Regions from separate parts of the Homo sapiens genome. Here region 1 is linked to region 2. The links are chromatin loops, found by intact Hi-C in ENCODE. Cell type or tissue: prostate gland. All regions are shown on one strand.

Region 1 (8,000 bases), 64 kb before region 2:
AAATGGAGGTGCTTGCATGTTGATTCCTGGGCCCTTTGACCCAACCTCTGGTTTGGGGAGAGGCTGCTGATTAGAGCAGATGCACACACCTTGTAACAGGGCCACTGAGTTCTCCCAGTCTTCCATCCACATTTCTTCTTTGTCATCAGCGTTCCCTCCTCCTGTATTTTCCCTTTCTAGAAAAAAATATGAGCTGTGATTTGTACAAAACACACAAAATGCATCCGTTGGAATCAGAGATCCAGGAAACTTCAGCTGAAATTAACAACTTCGTAACACAGGTAGAGCCTACGTCCTTCATGAGAAAAATGACACAAATCTCAGTATTCTTTGTTTGGAGTCTCTTGACATCCATGTGAGGTACATATTTTCTGTATTCTATTTTATTTTAATTCACCATGAAAAAGAAACTGGTCAAATAAAGAAGCCAAGGCTTTGAGGAGCAGAATCATTTATTTGTGGTGATTCAGCCATATTTACTCCCAGTGTTTCAACTGTGAGCTCAATGCACTGTTTTCATTACTTTTACTATATTGCAAGTTGAATACAATGAAAAAAAAAGGAGAAACATCTCTTCTTAAGCCTGTTTTACCATTATTTTGCTCTCTGATTTTTCTTAGAAACCAAATCCATGCAATGTGAGTGTTTTTATCTCATTTAGTTCTCACACATTAATGAGGTGGGTATATTGTTATTCTCATGTAATAAAAACAGACACTGAGGCTCAGAGAAGTTAAGTGACCTGAACTGGGCCACACAGCTGCTGGGGACCAGGGCTGGGATTACCTGGGTAGTTGGATTCCAGCACACTTATTTTTGAGGTTAAGTTTATTAAGGTGTAATTTACATGTGGTAAAATCTACCCCTTTTAGTTGTATGTTCGATGAGTTTTGACATATGCAGTCTTTTTTTTTTTTCTTTTGAGAGATGGAATTTCTCTTTTGTTGCCCAGGCTGGAGTGCAATGGTGTGATCTTGGCTCACTGCAACCTCCGCCTCCCAGGTTCAAGCAATTCTCGTGCCTCAACCTCCCAAGTAGCTGGGATTACAGGCATGCACCACCATGCCCAGCTAATTTTGTATTTTTAGTAGAGACGGGGTTTCACCATGTTGGTCAGGCTGTTCTCAAACTCCCGACCTCAGGTGATCCGCCTGTCTCAGACTCCCAAAGTGCTGGGATTACAGGAGTGAGCCAACGCACCCAGCTGACATGCAGTCTTATAATTGAGATATAGACTATTCTGGCCAGGCATGGTGGCTCATACCTGTAATCCCAGCACTCTGGGAGGCTGAGGCAGGCAGGTCACCTGAGGTCAGGAGTTCGAGACCAGCCTGGCCAACATGGCAAAACCTTGTCTCTACTAAAATTACAAAAGTTAGCCAGGCGTGGTGGCATGTGCCTGTAATCCCAGCTACTCGGGAGGCTGAGACAGGACAATTGCTTGAACCCAAGGAGGCAGAGGTTGCAGTGAGTGGAGATCATGCCACTGCACTCCAGGCTGGGTGACAGAGGAGACTCCGTCTTAAAAAGAGAGAGAGAGAGAGAGAGAGACAGAGATTATTCTATCACCTGAAAAGTTTATTTGTGTGCTTATAGTCAGTCCTTTCTTTCTACCCTTGGCCCTAGAGCCCACATTCTTCACCAGCACACCTTAAATAAAAATAAGCCCAATTACGATGCAAGGTATTTACACCGTTTTGAGTATAGCATGATCATATCAGCTTTTAAGTCAATTAAATCTCATAGTGCGACAGTTTATAAATGTTACTTTATAATGAATAGCTGAAGTATAGAAAAGTAACAAAATGACACCAGAGTGACCTATGTTCCTGGTCCTTGTAAATTATGCCAGGATCTCTGACTGCAGGGAGGGCATTCAATGAATGGGAACGCTTTTGATTCTGAACAGCAGCCTTAGCCAGAGCCGTTAAATGGGTTTCTGTCCTGCTCCTTCTCAAACTGACACTGAGCAAGCGCCACCTGCTCCTGCTCCAGGGGGCTATTCAACCATGTAGTCCCAGGGGAGCCAGGGCTGTGGGAGGTGTTGGTTGCTAAGAAGCAACGAGCCTGAGGCCTAGCCGCGAGCCTGAGGCCCAGCGGAGCTCCCGGTTGCCCTCCCTCTGCTCTGACCACAGCTTGTCCCTCTGCCAGGCGCTGCCCTCACAAGGCAGCCGAGAAGGACATCAGGCTGGCGGCTGGGGAAACCTCTGGCTCGGGGCTGGAGAAACAGTTCTGGGCATGTGGTTGAGGGAGGACACATCTCTTCTTTCTAGCCCAGGGAGTGTCCTACCTCCATGTGGTTTGGGGTTCAGGAGAGAATTCAGCCCATGCCCGTGGAGTCACATCCCCCTGCAGAGGGCACACACCCAAGCTGCGCTGAAGGAGATGCCCTCCCCTGTGCCCTGGGCATCCCCCAAAGCCAGGCACCCTCTCCCTCCCCTGGGACAGGACGCCAGGACAGGCCCCAGAGCCTGGGAGCCAGACTTTGCCCGGCTTTCTTTCCTGAGCGTGCTTCTATCAGCTCCTGTGGATGAGTCTGTTCTTTCCTATGTTGCTGTCTGAATGTATTAATTAGTCTGCGGGCAGCTTAAACAACAGAAATGTATTCTCTTATAGTTCTGGAGACCAGAAGTTTACAATCCTGGTGTCTGCCGGGTTGGTTCCTTCTGAGCACCATGAGGGAGAATCTGCTCCAGGCCCCTCTTCCGGGCTTGTAGATGCTGTCTTCTCCCTGTGTGTCCACACTGTCTTCCCTCTGCATGTCTGTGTTCAAATTGTCCCTTTTAATAAGGACACAGTCCTATTTGATTAGAGCCCATTCTAATGAGCTCTCTTTACTCGATTGCAAAGATGTTATCTTCCAATAGGATGACACTGTGGGGTACTTGGGGTTAGGGCTTCCTCATGTGAATTGTGGGTGGAGGTCCCAATTCAGCCCACCATACTGCAAAAGTGGTAGTAGCTCTGCCCAATGTCAAGGACCATTCAGAACCTTCTATGATATTAATTTTCAGGAAACTGACAGCAACACAAAAGTCGTCACCATGAGTCTTTGTTGAGCCAAGTTGAATAAACAAGTGGCTTATTTTACTAAAATACAAATCTACTAAATACACTAATACTAGTAAAATACTAGTAAAAATACTAAATCTACTAAAATACAAATCTACTAAAAATACAAAATTAGCTGGGCATGGTGGTAGATGCCTGTAATCCCAGCTACTTGGGAGGCTGAGGCAGGAGAATTGCTTGAACCTGGGAGGTGGAGGTTGCAGTGAGCCAAGATCACACCATTGCACTCCAGCCTGGGCAACAAAAGAGAAATTCCATCTCAAAAATAAACAAGTGACAAGTATGAAATATGTAAGATTTGAAAAGTCAGAGGGAGTTCCAAATGAACTCAACAGTGTGGGCTGGACATTTCACTGTGAAATCTGTGAAATTAGAAGAGTCCACACAGAAGTCATTAAATAGCAACTGTTCCTTAAGTTGTAATGTATATCTTTATGAAATTATATATATGGCATGTGGTTGGTTTTATAAAAGAGAGACTATATATATGTCCACCTATAAGAAGATGAAAAGAAAATATTCTGAAGTATTAACATGGATTAACTCTGATTAGTTGAATTGTAGGTGGCTTTTTGCATTTTTCCTTGCTCATTTATGTTCCAAAAATTTCACAACGGCCATATCCTACTTTTGCAAATAGAAAACAGTGTTCTTCAGCATGAAAATTGGCACAAAGAAGAATTTTTTTAAAGTAGAAAATGCGAATTTTAAAAATATAGCTGTGAAAAAAAGTATAAAATTAATTCCAATAAAATAAATCGTGGATACCTGAAAATGATGGTACGTTTATAAATGGTTTGCCTAAACTGCAGTGATGCTAATTAATTCTCTTACCATAAAGGTCAGGATAAAAAAATGACAGGAATAGAACGTAGTATTTGAGGCAGAATTTCAGCCTTTGGGTCTTCCAGAGGTGAGAATGAAAGAAGAGAGGAGGAATTAGAAAGGTTAATGCCTTTGTCATTGAAAATCCCATCACTTTTTTTTAACCAACTTTTTTTTTGTTTTTTGGTTTTTTTTTTTTTAAAAAACCTTCTAGCTGAAGTTTTCTTTTGACATGAATTTCTACACCTTTAGGGATTAAATTAATGCTCAATTTTTGGAATGTTATTAGGAGAATTATAGATGACAAAAATATCACTGGCGAGAAATTAAATCTTTTCTGTCTCTGTCACAAAATGTAGGCATAAAAGTCTCTTCTGCTCATCAGACAAATTCAGCAACTTTGATTTTGAAGTTGCCTTTGATGATAGGTCTTCAATGTTCCTGAGAATCCATTTGCTTAATGATCGAGGTGGCCTCAAGCAGTCTTCAGCTACGTGCTTACCTGCCCGGCTGTTGATGCCATTTCACTGTGCAATCCCTGTGCTTTGCTTCTCTGTTCATTCAAAGATGGATCATCTAAGAGCCTGATTAGCCTTCGTCAAAATAACATTACATATAATACCATAGTAACAGGCCTTTTTGTTTCTTTATAAACAGGGTGATTCAGAGAAAGCAGACAAGAAACCCTTAGAAGGGCTTACTGGGGTGACTGGAGGCAGTCCTGCATTTTGTGTCTCTGCTGTGTGGGGTATTAATTGTGCGAGGAATATGCAATATCTGAAACTTCATGGTCCCCATGTGCAATATATACCAAAGATATGCGGATTCGTGTTTTTCCCCTTTTTTATGATCCATCTAGGGAACTGCTTGTCGAGATGCTGCCATTCCAGGGGAGCTAAAAACCCTGAAACCATTAGAAGTGTTGATATCAGGATGCTACAGCACAAAAAGAAGACAGCACTGTGGAGAAAAATAACTTACGAGAAGACACAGCACCGGGGGATAGACGCTGTTAAGTAGCACTTGCTAACAAGAGCTTTCAAGCCACCATGAGAACGAGATGGATTTATTTTCCTTCCTTTGCAGAATCTCAGCAACTCTGTGGTAGACAGGGGCCAACAGAAGTCAGACGTTGGGAACGGGGGGCAAAATTTTAAAGAGGACTCAGGAACAAATACTTCCTTTCTTTTCATAAACCACCCATTTAACATCACTCAACAATGGCTGTTGTGGTAAACGCTGTCACTGATGGATAAGTGGGGGGAGCGTGGCTGCTGGGTCCAGGCTCCTTAGATGTGGCCAGTAGGAGGCATGGATTATCATTTTTCTTTGGCAGGGAGGGAACTGAGACTTCAATGAGGAATTTCTCCAGTGATACGCAGCTGGTGGGGACAGTCAGTGGTTGGCACACCTCCCTCAAGAGCTGACAGCGGTGTGAGTTAGGGGACTCCCCCGCTGCCCCCGATGTCAATCATTCTTGGGTCTCAGCTCCTCCCCTCCACGCTGAGATGGTTGCTTTATTCTCTGCCCGGCCCTCCAGGCTGTGAGCCACCAAAGTGGAAGCAGTGGGTCCCTTCTGCTTGGGACCCTCGGGCCCAGCCCAGGACCTGGCTCAGCAAAGGCAAAAATGAACAGTCCAGGAGTTGGTCCCCTGACCTGGCTGAGTCTGGGTACCTGTCTGACCCTGTACCCGTGACTTTTTCTCCTGACAGCTTTGCACATTGGTAAAGGTACCTAATTTCTACGTTTCACTTTAAAAAGTAGTCTTTACTTCTTAGCCTGGGAGACACCACAGTCCTTTAACTAGAGAAGTTTTCCTGTGCCGTAGCCGTGAGAGGCTGACAGCAAGACTGGGAGGAGCCCATTTCACTTCCATCCCTGCGTGGCTTGATCACGGGGCCGAGAGGGAACGCCTCTGTGAGCCAGGGGCCTCTGTGGGTCCAGTTGTCCCTTGTCCCCTGTGGATCTGGCAGCATGAGGATGCTCTCTTTCTTTCTAGTGTTGCCAAAGCCAGATTCATGAATAAAGCTCTTACGAATATTTGGTGGCCACATAGGCAAGTCTACTGGGGAGATGGGAAAGAAAGGGAGGAGTGTATGGCACCCTAAGAAATTTGGAGATGACCTGGGCCCTGACAGCTTCAGAAGCCTCCTTATTCCCTAACCCTTAGGGGTCTTCAAAAGTGGTGAGCCCCCCGCCCAGTCCAACCATATCTCACCAAATTAAATATCAAACCAAGTTCTTTTTTTTTTTTTTTTTTTTTTTGAGACAGAGTCTTGCTCTGTCACCCAGGCTGCAGTACCGTGGCACGATCTCGGCTCACTGCAAGCTCCGCCTCCCGGGTTCACGCCATTCTCCTGCCTTAGCCTCCTGAGTAGCTGGGACTACAGGCACCCACCACCACGCCTGGCTAATTTTTTGTATTTTTAGTAGAGATGGGGTTTCACTGTGTTAGCCAGGATGGTCTCTATCTCCTGACCTCGTGATCTGCCTGCCTCGGCCTCCCAAAGTGCTGGGATTACAGGCGTGAGCCACCGTGCCCAGCCTCAAACCAAGTTCTTAGAGTGAATACAGATTTACCCACTTAAATGCTAGAGGCATACATTCAGAAAAAAATATTATTAGACTGCAGTTTGGACCCCAAATTTAACCAGCTGGAATTCATTTCACATTTCATACTCTTCAATCTCTGGAATGAAAAATACGTGTCTTTTAATGGGAACTTGTATTTTATCCTAAAGATGGAACAAAGTGTACTGGGCTGAATTATTTCCCAAATAGGCATGATCTGTCTCGTGTTCTGGGTTATGATAAATGATAAAACAGGTTTGGGTGAGTTGGCTTCTAACTGATGTATGAATAGCACACTGATTTTATGGGTATAGACAACAAAGGGTGGAAGCGAGGCCTTCCACTGCAGCATTCTAGAAGTCGTGTAATAAACACTCTCAAAACAACCACAGAAGTCCTTCAGGCCCAGGCATGGCCCATGATACAATGAAAAGGTTTCAATGACTGTATTAGAATAATTTTCTGAAAGCTTGGAATTACTGGGTTTCTCCAATCTTTTCCTTACTTCAGGGAGACATAGTGACTAGAGTTGGATTGAGCCACACTGAAGCCCAAGACAGAAGGAAATATCGGTCATTCCAATCCTGTCTATTTCAAATTTTAATATTTCGTTATCTATTTATTTATTTATTTTGAGACAGCCTCACTCTTGTTGCCCAGGCTGGAGTGCAATGGCATGATCTCGGTTCAGTGCAACCTCTGCCTCCCAGGTTCAAGCGATTCTCCTGCCCCAGCCTCCAGAGTGGCTGGGATTACAGGCATTTGCCACCCCACCCAGCTCATTTTTTTTTTTTTAATTTTCATTTTTAGTAGAGACGGGTTTTCACCATGTTGGCCAGGCTGGTCTCAAACTCCTGACCTCAGGTGATCCACCCACCTCGGCCTCCCAAAGTGCTGGGATTACAGGCATGAGCCACCGTGCCTGGACAAAATTTTAATATTTTGTTCATCATGACTTTTTGCAGTACTTTTTATTTGAAAAATATTGCGTTAACATATGATTTATTTTGATTACTGAGTTTCTTGGAGCCCTCTTAAATTTTGTGCCCAGGGGAAATGCCTTGCTTGCCTTATCCAGTGGTGGCTATTTCAAGAACACTGTGATTTTGTAATGGATTTCACAAGGAAGAATAGTAGACTGAGAAGTAATTGAGTTTTTTGTTTTCAAAGGAATTTGTTTGTGGGACTGTTAGTGATGTTTGGGATGCCAGCACATTTTCTGTTCAAGCCCTGAACTGAAGACCTAGGTATTGATGATGTTGCACAGCTCCTAAATGTAGCATACTTATGTTCAGACATATCTTTATGTCCATTCTAAGCTCAAAGTACAGACAGAAATGGATCCAAGGCCAACTATTCACGTGGAACTTGATGTGGTCTGTTCAACTAGCAGGGTATTGAATATGAAGGGATTGTTTGTGATTTTGCAACTTAGTGAAAAAAAAATAGTCACCCAGCCTTGTCTATGTGCTGAGTCAGACACCTCTCATGTGTCACTAGGCCCTCTCTGAGGACCCCCGTGGGTGGCTGCC
Region 2 (8,000 bases):
TTCTTTCCTGGAGTTAATAATTTTCTAATTTTACCTTTGCTTAGTTTTTATGTAGTTACCACTATTTTAATGCTGGACTTTCCACCAAAAATATATTTTTCCTTAATATATTCAAAGGTCTCAAGAGTAACCTGTAGTTTCCTTTTTTCAAATTTTTTTTCAGAGACTCTTCCTCCATCTTCATGCTCCAGTAGGGCTCTGGCACAGATTCCATCCTGGAGTGTCTATTCATTATCCTTCAGGGAGCTGTTCAGTATTTCTCCTGTCCTAGGTCATCATATGTTCATTCCTCTTTCATGGTTGTCTTTCTCATGTGGATGGAATATATCTTTAGGATCCTGTTAAGAAAGGTGAAGAAAGGGGACCTAGAAGGTATTGAATTTCTGCATTTTTAAGATGTATTTTTCTTAACACTTTAATTGAATGATAGTTTGGCTAGGTATACAATTTTAGGGGGTGAACAATTATTTTTTTGGTTTTTAATACTCTTTTATTAGCTTTACTGATACATAATTTACAAGCAATAATGATCACTCATTAAAAAGTATACAGTTTTATGATTTTGGTGACTGTATACAGCTGTGTAACGGCTACTACTATCAAGATACAGAACAGTCCTATCACCCTAAAACAATTCCTCATGCCCCTCTATATTTGAACCTCAGGCAGCCAGTGCTCTGCTTTGTGTCACTATAGATTTGCCTTTTCCAGAACTTCATATAAAAGGAATCATACATTACGTAGACTGTTGTGTTTAACTTCTTATTTAGTATGTTTTGTGATTCATCCATGTTGTTGTGTATGCCAGTATTTCATTTCAATTTATGGCAGAGTAGTATTCCCTAGTATGGATATCCTGTACCATCCCTTCAACAACTGATAGACAATTTATTTGCATCCATTTTGGGATTTTATTATTCATTCTGAAACAAACATTAGCATACAAGTCTTTGTGTGCATATATGTGTTTATTTCATTTCTTTTTCAATGAGTGGTATTGCTAGGTCATATGGTAAGTTTGTACTTAAGTTTATAAGAAATGGCCAAACTGTTTTCCAAAGTGGCTGTGCCATTTTGCATTTTTGCCAGCAACGCATGAGATTTTTAGTAGTTGCCCATCCTTTTCAACACGTGGCACTGTTTCTTAAGACTCTGAATTGTTCTTTATTGTATAGCTTCCATTATTGCTGAAGAGGAATCCAACACCATTCTCATTTCCAATCTTTTGTGCCCTAGTTTTTACTCTAAAATACTTAAAATTCTTCTCTTTAGCCCCAGTTTTCTGAAAATTTACATGGATTGCATTGAGGTAAGTGTCTTTCATCCATTTGTACTGGATGTTTAAAGGTAACTTTCCAACTGGAGTCTTGCATCCTTCAGTTCCTGGAAATATTCCTAAATTATTTATTTGGTAATTTATTCTCCATTTTTATCTGAAGTAACTTTCTAAAATATCTGTTATATGGATGTTGGCTTCCTGGAATGATCCTTTTATTTTGTTTATTTTTCTCTCCCATTTTCATCTCTCTGTCACTTTGTCTTACTAGCTGGAAGATTTCTTTTTTCAATTTTGCCTTTCAATGCATCTGTTTTTCATTTTGACCTGATATTTTTAGTTTCCTATGTCTATTTTTAGTTGCTTGAATCTATTTTTTTTGTAATCACACTTTTTTCTGATTTTATTTAAAAAGTATCTACTCATAGCTATTAGGATGTTAATTACAGTTTTTTCCCCAAAAGATATATTATGCTCCCTGCAACATCTCTTTTTTTCTATTTTTTATTTTTTAGAGTTTGTCTTTCCTTTCATGTTAAATAAGTGATTCTCAACTGGGTTGGGAGTAGGCAGATATTTCATCTTCAATAGATATTTGTCAATAGCTGGAAATAGTTTGAGTTGTCACAACTGGCGTGGGTGCTGCTAGCATCTAGCGGGTGGAGGCCAGGGATGTTGCTAAGCATTTTACAATGCACAGAATAGCCCCCTGTGATGGTTAATACTGAGTGTCAACCTGATTGGATTGACGGATGCAAAGTATTGTTCCTGGGTGTGTCTGTAGGGGTATTGCCAAAGGAGATTCACATTTGAGTCAGTGGACAGGAAAAAGCAGACCCACCCTCAATCTGGGTGGGTACAATCTAATTAGCTGCCAGTACAGCTGGAATAAAGCAGGCAGACGAACATGGAAGAACTAGACTGGCTGAGTCTTCTGGCCTTCATCTTTCTCCTGTGCTGGATGCTTCCTGCCCTAGAACATTGGACTCCAAGTTCTTCAGCTTTGGGACTCTTGGACCTACACCAGTGGTTTGCCAGGAGCTCTCAGGCCTTTGGACGCAGACTGAAGGCTGCACTGTCCCCTTCTTAGTTTTGAGGTTTTGGGACTTGGAGTGGCCTTCTTGCTTCTCAGCTTGCAGATGGCCTATTGCAGGACTTCACTTTGTGATCGTGTAAGTCAATGCTCCTTAATAAACTCCCTTTCATATATACATCTATCCTATTAGTCCTGTCCCTCTAGAGAACCCTGACTAATACACCTTGCCATAGCAAAGGATTTTCCAGCTGCAAATCATAATAGTGCTGAGGCTGAGAAACCCTGTGCTTGTAGATGCTTTTGTGAAATGTCTGCTGATAGTTCATATTTAAAGGCAGTGCATTCCAAAGTATCTGTGGGCAAGGCTTGCTGACCCATGGCTTCAAGGTAGGGAGGTTTGGCTGGGTCTTTCCATTATTATGTTTGGATCATTGTTAGGGCTCAGGAGAAATCCTCAAAGTCCTAGCATGAGTGTGTAGCGGGAAGAGTATAAGTCTGGCAACGCATGTGCTCTGAACTGAAGGGGCTCAGGGGTCTTACCCTTTAGTGTGTCCATTTTTATTGAATTCTCTTAACCTCAGTGATGCCTCTATTTCAGTCTCTCTAGAGAATGAACTTCAGCCTCATGCCGGGTGGAGGTGGACAGCTTGGGAGGTAACTGCCCTTACACAGACTTTCAATCAATGCTCCTGTTTTTGGGAACACCTGCTCCCCAGTGTCCCCCTGAGCTCTAACCTCTGTCCATCCTCCCTGCAGGTCATTCCTTCTTTCAGAGTTGACTCTGCTGGTTTTCCCCAGTAGCTGCCACATACCCTTTAAATTCTCTTTAAACGCTTATCCACTGTCAGCTGCTCCCTGAAGTCTTAGCAGATGATCTCACCTCCCATGTTACTGAGCAGACTGAAGCCATTCCAATATAAATCCTAATTTCATTCCTCTTATGGACGGCGTGGCTTAGCCTCATCTCTCTTCTCACTCCTGTTTATGAAGAAATGTCTGTTCCCTTATAAAGTTGCCCCGTTGCCCTGTGTGCCGGATCACTCTCCTCCTAGCTGTCCAAAAAAGCTGCTCCACAGTTCTCCTTTACGTGAGCATTCCGTTTCTTCCACATCATGGTCCCCGTTCTTCCTGTAAAAATATGGTCAAGTCTACTCTGGCTTTAAAAACAAAGTCATTCCATTACTCTGGTATTTACTAAGACTCCTGTCCTTCTCCTCACAGCCAATTTTCTTTAAAAAAGTTGTCTGCATTTCTGGAAAAAAATTACCCACCTGGCATATGAGAGCTGGCCCTCCCTTCCTTCCCTCCAAATATCACTGGTGATAATCCTGGCTGACCCTCTGGGGGACAATCCCAGAGTTCCCTATCCTCTTGTCACTGTGTTTCCTCTCTGCTGGTTTCTTCTCTCCCCGTTATTGGGTGTTCCTTTCCTCCTGCTCACTAATACATGGAAGAGTCGCTCTGGGCACCGCACTCCCCTTATTCCTTCTCTGCGGGATAATCGTAGGCAGACCCATGGTTTCTACTCAGTTGGCTCCCAGATCTGCATCACCAGCTTCCCGGTTTAACAAGCTCAGGTTCCCTATGAGGCATACCTGAGGGTAAGAGCCCTGTGATTTTAGATTATGTGGGTATATTAGTCATATGTGTATTTTTTGCATTTTATGATGCTTTGCTGATGCTTTGCTATTCTGGGGCCTGGAGAGACGATCCCTTCCAGCGCTAGCGAATTCCCGACATAGCAAACATTTTCCCTGCAAACACGCCTTTCATGTGCAAAACAATAAAAGAAAGCCCAAATCACCAACCACCTCTTTTATCAAACGCTCATATACCAAGCCAATGTTTTCTCTGCCCTAAATTGCCCCAAAGGTCAGGTACTGGACAACTAGAGACCATCTCTCTAGCCCAGAGCCTGCTGAAATTATTCAAACTATCCAATCCTAAACTTGCTCAAACTTATCTACTCTGCTTCACCATGGAAACCATCATGAGGGCTCCGGGCCAGGATTTCCCCAGCCTCCCGACTGGTCCTGCATGGCATGGTGTACTCCCTTCTCTTGGGAACTGCGAGGGAATCCTGGCCACAGCTGCAGCAGTGCGGAAAAAAAGACAGAAGTCAAAATATTGCTGCAATGGCTACGTGCATAATGGCAGAGTGCGGCATCCCCTGTCAACCTGCTGTGGTTTCCTGGTGGGCTCACTTTGCCAGGTGTGGAAAATAGCCTCTCACCTCAGAGAAAATATTCGGCATTTCTACCCTTCCTCCACATCACACCTTCATTTTGTTCTATCTTAATTTGGGAACTTTTGTTTTGTTTTGTTTTGCTCCTAAGCTATTCACATACTTCTGCTTGCCAAATTACTCTGAAATTACATTTTGTTGTCCATCTGTAGATGTAGACCAAGGAAATATGGTCTTTCACTCTTTTTAAGTTCAAAATAAAAGCCTAGTGCGTATTCTGTGATTTAGTGCACAAAGGAGCAAGCAACCTCTTTGGAGCCCCTCACTTGCTCACGTGCTCATTAAGCTGCTCTTGGATGGAGCCTCGTGGCTTAGGTGCTGAGTCCTGCCACACATAATAGTCACCTGGGAAGCTCTGTAAAAGCACCATTGTGTGGGCTCCTCCCCAGACCAATTATAGGGCTTGGGCATCAGGATTTTCACAAAGCTTTTCAAAGGATTCAAATGTGCTGCCAGCACAGAGAACTAACGTTCCAGTTGGGTTTTGTTCTCTGCTTTTTTGTGCTTTTTTGGCCAAGACTTAAGTTTTTCTCCAAAGGTTCTCAGACTTCAGTGTATATTGGAATCACCTGGAGAACTTGCTAAGACGGATTTTGGACGCTCATCCTCAGCGTTTTTGATTCAGTAGGTCTGGGGTGGGGCCTAAGAATGTGCATTTCTAACAAATACCCAGTTGATGCTGGTACTGCTGGTCCAGGCCACTTCTTTGAGAACCACTGCCTAACTCTGCCTAAGGGTGTTCCTCTTCTGGGATCTGTTTCTCAGAGTTAGGGTAATCAATTAGTCTCCATTTTGGCATTAAACTTCTTATGTTCTGGGAAACCCCTCAGTCCCTGGAAAACCGGGATAGTTTGTCCCCAAAAAGATATGTCTGCATCCTAATCTCCAGAATCTGTCGATGCGACCTTACTTGGGAAAAGGCAGAGACCCCAGACCCTGTCTCTGCATATGTAATGAAGTTAGGAATCTTGAGATGAGATTATCCTGGGTTATCTGGGTAGGCCCTAAATCCAATGGCAAGCGTCCTTATAAGAACAACACAGAGGAAGATTACACAGACAGAAGAGAAGGTGACCATGTGACCACAGAGGCATAGAGTGCAGAGAGACAGTCCCAAGCCAAGGAATGTCCCCAGACTGAATCGAGGGTAGGGGTGCTTATTCTCACAGCCCAGTAATGAGATGTAGATGAACTGGGAAAGATGAAAGTTTATTTCTGTAACCAGGGACAGGGAGAAGGCCAGGAAAATATCACCGGGCCAACTCAAAATTACAAAGTTTTCCGGAGCTTATATACCTTCTAAGCTAATGTGTACATGTAAGTGTGCATTCATCCAAAGATATAAGTGATTAACTTCTAATCTATAACTAAGGTCTGAGTCCTGAAGACCTTCCTCTGGAGCCTCAGTAAATTTACTTAATGTAGATGGGTCCAGGTGCCAGAGATGATTACCCTTATCTTGTCACCTGCTAAATCAGGGAGGTTTGGGGAGTTCCCAATAAAACTTGTTTGTGAAGATCTGGAGAGATTCTTCAGACCCACGATAAAACTTGTTTAATCCTAAACAGGTCCTGTTAAGAATTCCTTTGTTATCTTGTCATGCTTCAAGGCCCAGGAAAGGCCTGGGCAAAACTCTTGGTGGGCTTTTGTTACATTCCAGCTTTTGTATAAGGACGCTGGGGCTTTCAGCCTTTTTTTTTTTTTTTTTTTTTTTTCTTGAGACAGAGTCTCGCTCTGTTGCTGAGGCTGGAGTGCGGTGGCGCAATCTTGGCTCACTGCAACCTCCGCCTCCCAGGTTCAAGCAATTCTCCTGTCCCAACCTCCCAAGTAGCTGGGACTACAGGTGCCTGCCACCACGCCCAGCTAATTTTTGTATTTTTAGTAGAGATGGGGTTTCACCATATTGGTCAGGCTGGTCTCAGACTGCTGGCCTTGTGATCTGCCCGCCTTTGTCTCCCAAAGTGCTGGGATTACAGGCGTAAGCCACCATGCCCAACCTCTTTCAGCTTTTAGTATTTAACTTAACCACTCAGTCAGTGCCGAAACCGCTGTCGTGGAGGCTGCCTGCTCAGCTGGTAGTGAGACCTGGCCTGCCACAGGAATGCAGATGGCCACCAGAGGCTGGAAGAGACAAGGTATCCATTCTCCCCTAGATCCTTTGGAGAGAGCATAGTCTTGCTGATATCTTAATTTTGGATTTCTTCTGCAGAACTGTGAGAGAATGCTTGTCTGTTATTTTAAGCCACCGGGTTTGTGGTAATCTGTGACAGCAGCTCTAGGTAACTAATACCATCCCTTTAACTCACCACTACTATTCTAGAGGGATATTGGGGGCAGTTTCCACCTCTCCTGCCTATCAAAAGTGAGATGTTCTGAAATCACGTAACCTTCACAAAGACCAGCTGATTGACTAATGAGTCTATAAAAACACTTCCCAGAAAGAACAGTCTAGAAACCAATGAAGCACAGCTAATCTGACCTATTACAAGTACGGAAGACTATCTACGGTAGGTCGTTAAGCAGCCAATGATGTAAATAAAACCTCTGCTAATGTTAAATGTGCCACTTTGTTTTGCAGGATGCAGCAGGCCGACAGTCATAGGCGGCCTGTTGGAAGCGCTCTGCAGCAGCTGTGCTCAGGGTGCAGCGAGACCTGGTGGAGAGAGCTGGTGGCTTCGTTGAGGAGGGATGGCAATGTTAGAGCCCAGTGTGGATGGCCTTTCCGTGTTCTGTGAAGGCGCTGGCAACTCCACAGAGCTGGAAAGGCTGGGCCATGAACAGGGCTCACCCTGTCAACTCCAAGTCACCTCCAGGACCTGTGGCTAAAATGATTGGAAGAGGAAGGGCCAGAAACTCATGGAAAGCTCTAGAAGTGTCAGATTGGCCTCGTACAGCCCTTGGGCTAGCTCCACTCTGGAAAACCAGGTATGAATGTATTTGGGGCCCCGGACTGGGGTGCTCTCTTTTCCCCATTTCTTCTGGCTGTTTAGCTGCTGCCTCTGAGGGGTTTCTGGCTCCTATACCTTTGCTGAAGTTTGAGTCATGATTTTCTCTTGATGCTCGTCTTTTGGACTGTTTGCTGACGTCCCACTGTGTGAACAGTCTTCTTCAGGTTGCCCGTACTTAGTGTCCAGCGTATGCTGTGATGTATTGTACTTAAAGAAAGCTCCTCCGTTGTCTGATAAGAATATATTTCTGCATACAGAGATTACAAATTATTTTATTATTTTATTTTATTTTATTTTATTTTATTCTATTTTATTTTTTGAGACGGGTCTAGCTCTGTTGCCCAGACTGGAGTGCAATGACGAGATCTTAGCTTACTGCAAACCTGCAACTTCTGCCTCCTGGGCTCAAGCAATCCTCCCACCTCAGCCTCTGGAGTAGCTAGCACCGCAGGTGTGTGCTACCACACCAGTCTATTTTTTTTTTGTTTTTTTTAG

The links. Hi-C counts contacts between places; a loop is a spot of excess contacts. Peaks named below come from ENCODE experiments on the same cell type or tissue, not always from the same donor. Only the 100,000 strongest peaks of a DNase experiment are listed, where the experiment ranks them.
Region 1: it touches region 2 in a loop (2.6-fold over the local background); 1 of 110 quality-filtered maps calls a loop at or near these places.

The regions. Positions count from the first base shown.
Region 1 is chr21:39,883,273-39,891,272 of GRCh38, forward strand. The region is part of intron 1 of PCP4 (Purkinje cell protein 4); the gene reads left to right. Among named protein-coding and RNA genes, the nearest start is that of PCP4, 20 kb to the left of the region's middle. In prostate gland, no CTCF peak of the experiment used is centred here; no DNase peak of the experiment used is centred here; H3K27ac peaks cover 2,477 bases.
Region 2 is chr21:39,947,579-39,955,578 of GRCh38, forward strand. No RefSeq gene overlaps it. Among named protein-coding and RNA genes, the nearest start is that of PCP4, 84 kb to the left of the region's middle. In prostate gland, no CTCF peak of the experiment used is centred here; no DNase peak of the experiment used is centred here; H3K27ac peaks cover 1,370 bases.